Linked DNA regions of Homo sapiens: region 2 is linked to region 1. The links are chromatin contacts, found by Hi-C or POLR2A ChIA-PET in ENCODE. All regions are on one chromosome and are shown on one strand. The core of a region is the stretch at or near the end of the contact, and the rest is flanking DNA. Distances in the headings are between cores, read along the strand shown.

Region 1 (6,798 bases), core at 2,850-5,349:
GTCTAGAAACAGTGACTAACTCGGTAGCAATTAGCACCTCTAGCACAAAGATCATGGTCTCTAAATATGATTTCCCACTGCAAGGAACCAGAATTCCTTGGTGAAATAATTGCTTTCAGCTTGAGAAAGAAAATGTTAAAGATGAGTCTGAAATGTCTGTTCTTCCCAGACAGTAAGAAGCTAACAAAGTCTATTGAAATCGTGAGCAAATAATTCAACAGCCACATTCAAGAGTTTTTCATTAGCCAATGGAGGGCAAATTTGGCCACAAATAAGATTAACAAATGAAATAAATTACATTAAGCATGTAAATTCATGTGTTTATAATAATACTGTAATAGTCTGTTCTCATGCTCCTAATAAAGACATACCCAAGATGAGGTTATTTATAAAGAAGAGAGGTTTAATGGACTCACAGTTGCACATGGCTGAGAAGGCCTCACAATCATGGCAGAAGGCAAAGGAGAAGCAAAGGCACGTCTTACCTGGTGGCAGGCAAGAGGGCATGTGCAGGGGAACTCCCCTTTATAAAACCATCAGATGTCATGAGACTTACTATCACTAGAAGAGCATGGGAAAAACTTGCCCCCAAGATTCAATTAACTCCCACAAGGTCACTCCCACAATGTGTGGGGATTATTATAATTCAAGATAAGATTTGGTTGGTGACACAGAGCCAAACCATATCAAATACTTAAGTCAAATTTCAGTGATCATCTTCAGAGAGTGAAAGGAAAACAATTTATTGTTTTGAAAACTAGTGGATAAGAGGATATAACCAAGAACTTACATTGCTTTTCCTATAATAATTCTACCTCAAAGTAAACATATAATATACAATGGAAAGGCATTGTTTGTAGATACACTACAGACAATAAATTTAAAAGAAATGATCACATTAAGACATCACCATTTTGTAACTCTCTTTTTTTTATGTATTTAGTCAGATTAGTCATCTACCTTTACAAAGAAAAGAGATGGCTAGACAATGTACACCTCCTAATAACAAATATAATTCTGCCTACAAGTATTTTTGAATACAGAGTAAAATACAGTAAATAAAACCCAAATCCTACTAAAAGTTTAGGTTTACTAGTTTATAAGAAATTCAGGTTTCAAAGGAATTACACAACACAATCTGGACTGTAAAAATTTCTTTAGGACAAACAACCTGTTTCTTCGACCAATAAAATGCAAGGAAAAAGCCAACAAGTTCTATATCTTAAAAGAGGTTTAGGCCAGGCACGGTGGCTCATGCCTGTAATCACAGCACTTTGGGAGGCAGAGGCAGGTGGATCACAAGTTCAGGAGATCGAGACCATCCTGGCTAACATGGTGAAAACTCATCTCTACTAAAAATACAAAAAATTAGCCAGGTGTGGTGGCAGGCACCTGTAGTCCCAGCTACTTGGGAGGCTGAGGCAGGAGAATGGTGTGAACCCGGGAGGTGGAGCTTGCAGTGAGCCAAGATCGCGCCACTGCACTCCAGCCTGGGCAACAGAGCGAGACTCCATCTCAAAAAAAAAAAAAAAAAAGAGGTTTAAAAGATAAATCAATCAACTGCAAGGTATAGATCTCTTTGGGACTTCTGAGTCAGGCAAATTGTAAAAGAAGAAAAGAGAATCAGGAAAATTAGAACACTTAGTAGATATGTAATAGTATTAAGGGGCTGGGCTTAGTGGTTCATGCCTGTAATCGCAGCATTTTGGGAGGCCAAGGCAGGCGGATCACTTGAGGTCAGGAGTTCAAAACCAGCCTGAGCAACATAGTGAAACCCCATTTCTACCAAAAATACAAAAATTAGCCAACCGTGTGGTGCACACCTATAATCCTATCTACTTGGGAGGCTGAGACAGGAGAATCACTTGAACCTGGGAAGCAGAGGTTGCAGTGAGCCAAGAGTGCCCCCACTGCACTCTAACTTGGGCAACAAAGCAAGACTTCAACTTTAAAAAAAAATAGTATTAAGTAATAATTTTTTTTTTTTTTTTGAGACAGAGTCTTGCACTGTCGCCCAGACTGTCATGCAGTGGCAAGATCTCAGCTCACTGCAACCTCTGCCTTCCTGGTCCAAGCGATTCTCTTGCCTCAGCCTCCCTAGTAACGGGAATTACAGGCACCCACCACCACACCTGGCTAATTTTTTGTATTTTTAGTAGAGTGGGGTATCATTATGTTGGCCAGGCTGGTCTCAAATGCCTGACCTCATGATCCACCTGCCTTGGCCTCCCAAAGTGCTGGGATTACAGGCATGAGCCACTGTGCCCTGCCTAAGGAATAATTTTTAATTTTTAAGTATGATAATCATATGGAAATTAACCTTTTGAAAGAGGTCTAAACTTTCAGAGATGTATATTGAAATATTTATGGAGGAAATGATATGATGTCTGGGATTTGCTTCAAAATATTTGGTGAGGGACAGGGTGCAAGATAGGATTATAGAGGACGCAAGACTTGAACTTTCACCCTATTTGGTTGTACTTTCTGAAGTTCTATGGACTAGATAGTCACACAGGGGTTAAGCTGTGTGTTGTGGCTCATGCCTGTAATCCCAGATAAAGGAACAGAAAGGCCTATATGGAAACATTTGAACACCTAGTCAGGCTAATAATTTAGTTCCTCAGAATAAATATATTTGTGAAATGTATATTAAGAGAAGCTAAGCACTGAACAGGGAAGAACAGAATGGAGGAATTAAAAGACCACCGAGTCAGTGCTTTGATCACCTTATTGTCCTAAACCCTTGATATCCCCACACTCATATGCCCACTCAGCTGAATAAAGCCCATGAAGTTACCAGAATATTTAACTATTATATATTATTTCCCAAGCGTTCCCCTTGAAGGAATCACTCCCAGAACCAACCAAGGGGCTTATCAAGATATAATTCCCAATCATGTACACTAAGTCATCTTTCAAAGATAACTTGTGGAGAATACAATTTCTTCATCTAATCCAGGGGGCTTTGGCATTTCTCACCAACTCCCCTCACTGGCAACTGCCTCCCTTCACATGGCTTCAGAGAATTTTCCTGCTAACAGAGATTGCTCAGGAAATAGCTATAAACACCTATTATCTCCCTTCCCAGAGCTTTCTTTAACAATAAGACCCTTCCCTTGGCCATCATTTCCATCATTATTTTGACTTCTCCCTTGTCCCTTAAGTCCAATTAGCTGATTGGAAACCTTCCCACATAATCTGCCATTCTTGCTTCCTTTCCATTCCCAATGCCACTGGATTTGGCTGGACCCCATAGTGAGCGAGGAAGTAAAAAGAGAATAGCTAGGCAGATAGCTAGGTCAAAATTCCTCAGTAGAACTTCCTTTCTCACAAAAAGCAGCCCAAGAAAACACGTGTCTCCTAACAAAGAGCAGCCTGGAAGATTGTGCTGCAAACATAGATAAGGAAGCTGGAAGCTTGCAGCTGGGAGCTGCCGCACTAGAAAGGGGTACCTGGGGCCAGTCATGTGCACCATGAGGGCTCCGCCTCCCACTTTTTTTTTTCTTTTTCTTTTTTTTGCACCTGCACAGTAGGAAAGCAACATGGAGTAGCTCAGGCAAAGGACCCGCCTCCATAATAAAAGGCTGGGATGGGGGCTGCCAGAGATTCGCACTCTATGCTGATGGTACACCTGGTCTTAACTGTTTTTTCACACCCTATGTAGGTAAAATACTGCCTCCCCACTAGGTCACTTATAAAAACTGTCAGGCCTCTGAGCCCAAGCCAAGCCATCGCATCCCCTGTGACTTGCACGTATACGCCCAGATGGCCTGAAGTAACTGAAGAATCACAAAAGAACTGAAAAGGCCCTGCCCCGCCTTAACTGATGACATTCCACCATGGTGATTTGTTCTTGCCCCACCTTAACTGAGTGATTAACCCTGTGAATTTCCTTCTCCTGGCTCAGCAGCTCCCCCACTGAGCACCTTGTGACCCCCGCCCCTGCCCACCAGAGAACAACCCCCTTTGACTGTAATTTTCCATTACCTTCCCAAATCCTATAAAACGGCCCCACCCCATCTCCCTTCGCTGACTCTCTTTTCGGACTCAGCCCGCCTGCCCCCAGGTGAAATAAACAGCCATGTTGCTCACACAAAGCCTGTTTGGTGTCTCTTCACATGGACTCGAGTGAACTTTGATGCCGTGGCTCGGATCGGGGGACCTCCCTTAGGAGATCAATCCCCCGTCCTCCTGCTCTTTGCTCCATGAGAAAGATCCACCTACGACCTTAGGTCCTCAGACCAACCAGCCCAAGAAACATCTCACCAATTTTAAATCCAGTAAGCCGCCTCTTTTTACTCTCTTCTCCAACCTCCCTCACTATCCCTCAACCTCTTTCTCCTTTCAATCTTGGCGCCACACTTCAATCTCTCCCTTCTCTTAGTTTCAATTCCTTTCATTTTCTGGTAGAGACAAAGGAGACACGTTTTATCTGTGGACCCAAAACTCCAGCGCTGGTCACGGACTGGGAAGGCAGCCTTCCCTTGCTGTTTAATCATTGCAGGGACACCTCTCTGATTATTCACCCACGTTTCAAGGGTGTCAGACCATGCAGGGATGCCTGCCTTGGTCCTTCACCCTTAGCGGCAAGTCCCGCTTTTCTGGGGAAGGGGAAAGTACCCCAACCCCTTCTCTCTGTGTCTCTACCCGTTCTCTGCTTTTCTGGGGAAGGGGCAAGTACCCCAACCCCTTCTCTCTGTGTCTCTACCCCTTCCCTGCTTTTCTGGGGAAGGGGCAAGTACCCCAACCCCTTCTCTTCTTGTCTCTACCCCTTCTCTGATTTTCTGGGGCAGGGGCAAGAACCCCTCAACCCCTTCTCCTTCACCCTTAGTGGCAAGTCCCACTTTTCTGGGGGAGGGGAAAGTACCCCTCAACCCCTTCTCCTTCACCCTTAGTGGCAAGTCCCGCTTTTCTAGGGGGCAAGAACCCCCAATCCCTTATTTCCACACCCCGACCTCTTATTTCTGTGACCCAATCCCTTATTTCCACACCCCAACCTCTTATCTCTGTGCCCCAATCCCTTATTTCCATGCCCCAACCCCCCTTCCCACTTTTCTAGGGGGCAAGAACCCCCAATCCCTTATTTCCACACCCTGACCTCTTATCTCTGTGCCCCAATCCCTTATTTCTGTGCCCCAACCCTTTCTCTGCTTTTCTGGAGGGCAAGAAACCCCCACCCCTTCTCCGTGTCTCTACTCTTTTCTCTGGGCTTGCCTCCTTCACTATGGGCAAGCTTCCACCTTCCATTCCTCCTTCTTCTCCCTTAGCCTGTATTCTTAAGAACTTAAAACCTCTTCAACTCTCACCTGACCTAAAATCTAAGTGTCTCATTTTCTTCTGCAATGCCTCTTGACCCCAATACAAACTCTACAGTAGTTCCAAATAGCCGGAAAACGGCACTTTCAATTTTTCCATCCTACAAGATCTAAATAATTCTTGTCATAAAATGGGCAAATGGTCTGAGGTGCCTGACATCCAGGCATTCTTTTACACATCAGTCCCTTCCTAGTCTCTGTGCCCAGTGCAACTCATTCTGAATCTTCCTTCTTTCCCTCCCGCCTGTCCCCTCAGTCCCAACCCCAAGCGTCACTGAGTCTTTCTAATCTTCCTTTTCTACAGACCCATCTGACCTCTCCCCTCCTTGCCAGGCCAAGCTAGGTCCCAATTCTTCCTCAGCCTCCGCTCCTCCACCCTGTAATCTTTTTATCGCCTCCCCTCCTCACACCTGGTCTGGCTTACAGTTTCGTTCTGTGACTAGCCCTCCCCCACCTGCCCAGCAATTTACTCTTAAAAAGGTGGCTGGAGCCAAAGGCATAGTCAAGGTTAATGCTCCTTTTTCTTTATCCCAAATCAGAAGCGTTTAGGCTCTTTTTCATCAAATATAAAAACCCAGCCCAGTTCATGTCTCGTTCGGCAGCAACCCTGAGATGCTTTACAGCCCTAGACCCTAAAAGGTCAAAAGGCCATCTTATTCTCAATACACATTTTATTACCCAATCTGCTCCCGACATTAAATAAAACTCCAAAAATTAGAATCTGGCCCTCAAACCCCACAACAGGACTTAATTAACCTCACCTTCAAGGTGTACAATAATAAAAAAAAGGAAGTTGCAATTCCTTGCCTCCACTGTGAGACAAACCCCAGCCACATCTCCAGCACACAACAACTTCCAAATGCCTGAACCGCAGTGGCCAGACATTCCTCCAGAACCTCCTCCCCCAGGAGCTTGCTGCAAGTGCCAGAAATCTGACCACCAGGGCAAGGAATGCCTGCAGCCCAGGGATTCCTCCTAAGCCATGTCCCATCTGTGCGGGACCCCACTGGAAATCGGACTGTTCAACTCACCTGGCAGCCACTCCCAGCGCCCCTGGAACTCTGGCCCAAGGCTCTCTGACTGACTCCTTCTTGGCTTAGTGGCTGAAGACTGACGCTGCCTGATCGCCTCAGAAGCCCTGTAGACCACCATGGACACCGAGCTTTAGGTAACTCTCACAGTGGAGGGTAAGTCTGTCCCCTTCTTAATCAATATGGAGGCTACCCACTCCACATTACCTTCTTTTCAAGGGCCTGTTTCCCTTGCCTCCATAACTGTTGTGGGTATTGACAGCCAGGCTTCTAAACCTCTTAAAACTCCCCAACTCTGGTGCCAACTTGAACAACACTCTTTTATGCACTCTTTTTTAGTTATCTCCACCTGCCCAGTTCCCTTATCAGGCCGAGATATTTTAACCAAATTATCTGCTTCCCTGACTATTCCTGGACTACAGCTGCATCTCATTGCTGCCCTTCTTCCCAAT
Region 2 (6,798 bases), core at 2,029-4,528, 45 kb after region 1:
GAGCATTTCTACTCCTGCCTCTATAGCCAGAAGTGGGACCAAACCCCTTATTTCACTGATACTAAATTATCTTAAAATTATTCATAAAATTTGTTGACCAAATACCTACTCCCATGGCTACTTCTCCTATTATTTCTGTAGACCCTTCACTCTCTCTGCACCATTCACACAACCATTCACAACCCATGGTCTGGAAGCTCTCTAACCTAGGATGTGTTGCGGGTGCTGGAAAGTTTTACCAGCAGGAGACTGCATATGACTATTATCTAGACACAAATATGCCACTCCCTCCTGTCAGGTCTTCCCAAGGTCTGAGGCCCTCAACCCTTTGCTTTTTGAATGCAGCTGACTTTTCAGACACATTCACAGCATTTTCATCCACCCTCTGTCATGCACAGTCCACCACAATCCTACACTCAAAGGAGCACACTCACCTCTTAGGGACCCAGTCGTTAGCTCACAGATGTAGCAAATCTGAGGAGGAGCTGACTGGCCTCCTTACGGCTGGGTTGCTGTCGTGCTGGTTGAAATGTTTGCACTGGGCCGGCGGGGAGTGGGGCCTTTCAGGACTCCCTCATTGTCCTCTGGTGCTCTACAGACTCCCATGGGCAGTGTGGGAGGCACTGCCCAAGCGGCCCTGGGAACACCTGCAAGCTCCTTCACAGCCTGAACTGCTCATCAACTGCTCAGACCTCCTCAAAGCATAACTTAGTTCTAGATACTCTGGAGTGTTAAACTAATACTGTTTTTCTTTCCTGAGGAGCAACGTGGATGAACAGAGGCTAGATTCCAGAGCCCAGAGACGTTAATGGATGTGCAGGAGATGGAGAAATAGAATCTACAAGGAAAGTGAAACGAACAAGCTTGGAAAGCAGGAACGCTTCAAGAATTTGATGTACAGCAAGATGGTTATTTATCAAAAAGAGAAAAGGGCAAGAAAAAGTTGGGGAAGCCAAGTTCAAATGTGCTTTATTTATTTGGTTATTCCTTGGTAATAAATTCATAGCAATAACCCGTGGTGTGTTGATAAATGTTTGGCAAACAGCTGTCCAGGAAAATAAAGAAGCCCTGATTAGCAGCAGTCGCCAATTTCTATGGTGTAACTGATCACATCATGGCTGTTTTCCAGCTACCAAGATGATACCCCTCACTGAAGAGGGTTAAGACATGATGTGCACAACTAGCTTTTGTGAGCTGGTCAAAGCTGTCTCCAGCATACCCTGAAATAACTAGTATTTATCATGATTGCATGTCGCAGGGCAGGATTTTGCAGGGTGGACCCTGAGTCTATGATTTGGATGCACTTGATTTATTAAGGGCATGTTTCCATGGGGTCTTGTGAGGCAGGGAGAGAACAGGACAGAGATGGGAAGGCAGGCAGGCAGGGGAGTGATGCCGAAGGTTGCTTCCTTTGGGAGACTTGGGAGGACAAACTATGCCTCTGGGTTTTCCCAGGTCTTGCACAGAAAGTTCTTCAGGATGTCACCTATTCTGGTTGGGAGGTAATGGTGTGGCAGCTGAATGCTGTATTGCCTTCTCCAGCTCAAGATGCAGGGGGAAGAGTGACCCCCTTCACCAGCAGCTTGGGAGGCGGGGGGAGCAGAGCCTTTATTGCAAAGGTTAACCCTGTGTTGGGTTTTGTAGGATTAACCGGGGCTATAAAAGACAAAAATTGTGGGGACGGAATTTCAGGGACAGAGCAGAGCATGTGCTTATCCAAAATGATCGGTTTCAAGCCTGACTGCACCTTAGGATCACATGGGAAGCCCTAAAAATGTAGACCCTGAGCCCTGCCATCAAAATCTAAGACTGATTACTTTACACATTGGTAATTTTTTTTTCTTTGAGACAGAGTCTCACTCTGTTGTCCAAGCTGGAGAGCAGTGGCGTGATCTCAGTTCACTGCAACCTCTGCCTCCTGGGTTCAAGTGATTCTCCTCCTTCAGTCTCCCAAGTAGCTGGGACTACAGGAATGTGCCACCACACCAGCTAACTTTTTATGTATTTTTAGTAGAGATGGGGTTTCACCATGTTAGCCAGGATGGTCTTGATCTCCTGACCTCATGGTCCGCCCACCTCAGCCTCCCAAAGTGCTTGGATTAGAGGTGTGAGCCACTGCACCTGCCCACGTTGGTAATTGTTAAAGCTCTCAATGATTTGTCTGTGTTGTCAAGGTTGAGGATCGGTATAACAAAACTCTGAAGCAACAGAGCATTTTTTGAGAACTAAAATAGTTTAGTAGTGAAGCACGTGGTGGTGGTGGTGTGTGTGTGTGTGTGTATTTATGTGCGTCTATAATGGAATACCTTGCATGATACTGTTTTATATGTTATATTCAGTTGCATTTTGTACATAAATAATTTTGGCAGAGCTACCCATATAGATACAGAATAAAAGTATTTCAAATCCAATTCAATTTTTATGGTTTTTTTTCAAAAAGGCTATTATTTTATTCAACACTCATTAAACTCCTCCTTTCATAAATCTGGTCATATTTATACTCAGTTAAGTACTTGACTACTAAATTGTATTATTCTCTAATTACTTCTTGCCCACAAATCTTCTTGTTCAGGTTATAAGTTCTATTAGAGAAGCATGACGCCATCATATTTTTCTTGAGTTCTCCATGACCAGGCCCTCACTGAGGGAGGGGGGCACCCTCTTTCCTGGGGGCCAGTGAGGAGTCTGACAGGTTGTAGATCTACCTAAGATTTCCAGTCTGTAATTCAGCATATTGCATCCAAATAAAGTATCTCATTTTAGAAAAAGACACCATTTTAGGAAAAGATGGCAGCAATTTGATGATTGGCCTCCTTCGTTTTAAAATAATTTATAAGTTTTAGGTGAAAAGCTAGAGGTCCTAGTTGCTTTAGTATGACAGCTATAAAACCCTGCTTATCCGGACAACATTAAAGACACAACTGTGGCTGTCTGTGTTTTGGTCAATCACTTTTTCTGGTAGTGTCAAACCTGTGTTATTATCTACCACATGCCCCATGTTGTAGAGCTGTGTTTACATTGTGCTAAATTAAGCAGCAGTTGGGCAAATACTTGCACAATATGATCAATAACTATACTTAATACAGTCACTACTTGGTAATATTGTCAGAAAATTTAATTTGTTCTTAGCGGAAGAAAATAATTGGCTTTGCCATATTGCCTAGCATAATTTGGAAGAAAGTGTGCAGGTGTAGTTAGCAACCTATGCAGAACGATCAATCAGACTCACAGCTGAAGGACCTTGGTGAGATGACGTCATTGTACAGATCCAAAACGCTGCACGAGACGACCTTGGTTCCCATCATTTTCCAGCCCTAGCGGTGTGCTCTAAAGAGCTAACGTTTATCTTAACTGTTTTGAATTCAGCTCAGTAGGAGATCTCACTGAAGGAACAGGCAAACAGCGCAACTTCCTCTGATAAGGTAAATATTGTGTTAAGATAATTGTTAACTTTGGAATGAGCACCACTGCAGGGTATGTTTAACCGCCAGCCCAAACTGTACACACCTCTCTCATTAAGCAAACCTCCCCTCCTCACAACACAAGGCTGCTGAGAGCAAACTAAGTACAAATAGGCCTGATTCCATGTTACAGTAAAGCCCTGGATCATATTCAGGATGAAGTGTGGGAAATTTTTCACCTTAGTACCAAAAGTGTCCCCAACGGTTTAAAGAATATTTAATTAATAATGACAACCATTATTTGAGGACATACAGTCTGCAAGGCCTGTCCTGCCCTTTACAAATAGCTTACATTTTACTTCTCAAAACAATCACAAACATAAAAGTCCTGAGAGAATATGTAACAGGTCAAATGCCTCCTGCACCAAGAAGTCTCCTGGGATGTTCCATGGATCAGACAGGCTGCCCCTCTTGGGACATTTCATGGCCCTGTCACCCTCCTCATGCACTGAATGCATCTGTGACCATACTTCTACCCTGAACTGTAATTATTTGTCTTTCATCATTATAATTCAAACTCCAGGAGACAGATGATTGCATCTTTTTGAGAGTCAGATGTTACTTTTTAAGTCTGCCTGGAGACTCTCCTTCAAGAATTGCCCCCTCCCCCTCCCTCTCCCCCGCCCTCTCCCTCGTCTCCCACTTTCCACGGTCTCCCTCTGATGCCCAGCTGAGGCTGGACTGTACTGCCGCCATCTCGGCTCACTGCAACCTCCCTGCCTGATTCTCCTGCCTCAGCCTGCCGAGTGCCTGGGATTGCAGGCACACGCCGCCACGCCTGACTGGTTTTTGTATTTTTTTGGTGGAGACGGGGTTTCCCCATGTTGGTCGGGCTGGTCTCCAGCTCCTGACCGCAAGTGATCTGCCCGCCTGGGCCTCCCGAGGTGCCGGGATTGCAGACGGAGTCTCGCTCACTCAGTGCTCAATGTTGCCCAGGCTGGAGTGCAGTGGCGTGATCTCGGCTCGCTAAAACCTCCACCTCCCAGCCGCCTGCCTTGGCCTCCCAAAGTGCCCAGATTGCAGCCTCTGCCCGGCCGCCATCCCGTCTGGGAAGTGAGGAGCGTCTCTGCCTGGCCGCCCATCGTCTGGGACGTGAGGAGCCCCTCTGCCCGGCCGCCCAGTCTGGGAAGTGAGGAGCACCTCTTCCCGGCCGCCATCCCGTCTAGGAAGTGAGGAGCGTCTCTGCCCGGCTGCCCATCGTCTGAGATGTGGGGAGCACCTCTGCCCCGCCACCCCGTCTGGGATGTGAGGAGTGCCTCTGCCCGGCCGCCCCGTCTGGGATGTGAGGAGTGCCTCTGCCCAACTGCCACCCCGTCTGGGAGGTGAGGAGTGTCTCTGCCCGGCCACCCTGTCCCAGAAGTGAGGAGCCCCTCCGCCCAGCAGCCACCCCGTCTGGGAAGTGAGGAGCGTCTCTGCCTGGTCACCCATCGTCTGGGAAGTGAGGAGCGTCTCCGCCCGGCAGCCGCCCCGTCCAGGAGGTGGGGGGCAGCCCTCGCCCGGCCAGCTGCCCCATCCGGGAGGGAGGTGGGGGGCAGCCCCCGCCCGGCCGCCCCGTCTGGGAAGTGAGGAGCCCCTCTGCCCTACCGCCACCCCGTCTGGGAGGTGTACCCAACAGCTCATTGAGAACGGGCCATGACGACGATGGCGGTTTTGTCAAATAGAAAAGGGGGAAATGTGGGGAAAAGAAAGAGAGATCAGATTGTTACTGTGTCTGTGTAGAAAGAAGTAGACATAGGAGACTCCATTTTGTTCTGTACTAAGAAAAATTCTTCTGCCTTGGGATGCTGTTAATCTATAACCTTACCCCCAACCCCATGCTCTCTGAAACATGTGCTGTGTCCACTCAGGGTTAAATGGATTAAGGGCGGTGCAAGATGTGCTTTGTTAAACAGATGCTTGAAGGCAGCATGCTCCTTAAGAGTCATCATCACTCCCTAATCTCAAGTACCCAGGGACACAAACGCTGCGGAAGGCAGCAGGGCCCTCTGCCTAGGAAAACCAGAGACCCTTGTTCACATGTTTATCTGCTGACCTTCCCTCCACTATTGTCCTATGACCCTGCCAAATCCCCCTCTCTGAGAAACACCCAAGAATGATCAATAAATACTAAAAAAAAAAAGAAAAAAGAAAAAGAATTGCCATAGATTACATAGATCATAGATAGATAGATAGATAGATAGATAGACAGATAGGTAGATATATATAGATGGACAGATAGGCATATAGATATATAGATAATAGACATGCAGATAGGCAGAGAGATAGATGATTGATTGATTGATAGATAGTTAGACAGATAAATAGATAGATTGACAGGGTGACAGATAGATGGATAGACAGACAGATAGATACATAGATAGATGACAGATATGCAGATAGACAAACTGACAGATGACAGATAAATAGACAGACTGACAGACATATAAATAGACTGACAGATGATAGATAAATGACAGAAAGATATATAGATAGATAGCAGATATATAGACAGATAGATAGATATGCAGATAGATATACAGACAGACAGACAGATAGACAGATGGCAGACAGATATAGATATAGGCCATGTTCTGTAAAGATCTATGCATCATGTGATTGTTTCATAATTGTAAAGATAAGACCCCCAGCTCAGAAATGTGGAATTGTGGCTTTTGTTGTTTATTTACCTGCATGCAGGGAAAAGTGAGGGGGACTGACCACCAGCCCAGATAGGAGATTCTCACATCTTCTTTACACATTGGGTTTCCAAGTTCTTTATATGCTTAAATACAGCCTAAGACCCTACCACTAGCCCTCCACCGGCTCTCACATTTCCAGGAATTACTGTGGGTTCATAGGAAAGGAAGACGCTTATACTCAAAAGTAAACCAACATGATAATATGCACTTTATAAGTTATTCAAGTGTACATTTTGGAACACAGAAAAAAACTGGAAACAAAATAAAATACATATTTGAAAAGAGGTTCAAATATACATTTAAAAAATATGCATAGTACAATAAACTAGGCAAATCCATCCATCCATCCATCCATCCATCCATTTGTCTATCTGTCTGTCTGTCTGTCTGTGTGAAAGGAGTTGCAGAAATGTATTTTAAAGGAAAGGTCATTGTTAAGAAGAACAAAGAAGAGAGTGACATCAATGGAGTATAATAATGAAGGGTTTTGTTCCACCTGACACATGATACAAGAATCTTAATCATGGGAGGGACAATTTCCCCCATCAGCATGCCCTAGTCTAAGCAGATGCTTGAGCACTGCACACCCCTGAAGACAGTGACTGTTATGGGAGAGGGACTATCTCTTCTTTTGCTGAGATAGAAACAAGAAAGCCGTG

Evidence for each region. Hi-C counts contacts between places; a loop is a spot of excess contacts on that map. ChIA-PET counts read pairs that join two places held with the same protein, here RNA polymerase II (POLR2A).
Region 2: a map of Caco-2 shows a loop between it and region 1 (4-fold over the local background). The contact joins the enhancer-like site here to the promoter of LINC03061 in region 1. A Hi-C loop is called at or near these places in 2 of 168 maps with a recorded cell type or tissue (Caco-2 and endothelial cell of hepatic sinusoid). POLR2A ChIA-PET finds 5 or more read pairs at or near these places in 2 of 52 experiments (OCI-LY7 and WTC11).

The regions. Positions count from the first base shown.
Region 1 is chr13:109,261,388-109,268,185 of GRCh38, forward strand. It overlaps LINC03061 (long intergenic non-protein coding RNA 3061), which reads left to right and starts at 4,100. Exons shown (of 2, transcript NR_185883.1): 1 at 4,100-4,280; 2 at 6,224-6,798. RefSeq lists an enhancer at 5,884-6,798.
Region 2 is chr13:109,306,818-109,313,615 of GRCh38, forward strand. No RefSeq gene overlaps it. Among named protein-coding and RNA genes, the nearest start is that of LINC00370, 28 kb to the left of the region's middle. Within about 2 kb of position 3,279, at least 2 of the 41 ENCODE cell types and tissues checked have a DNase peak (open chromatin) inside an H3K27ac peak, as active enhancers do.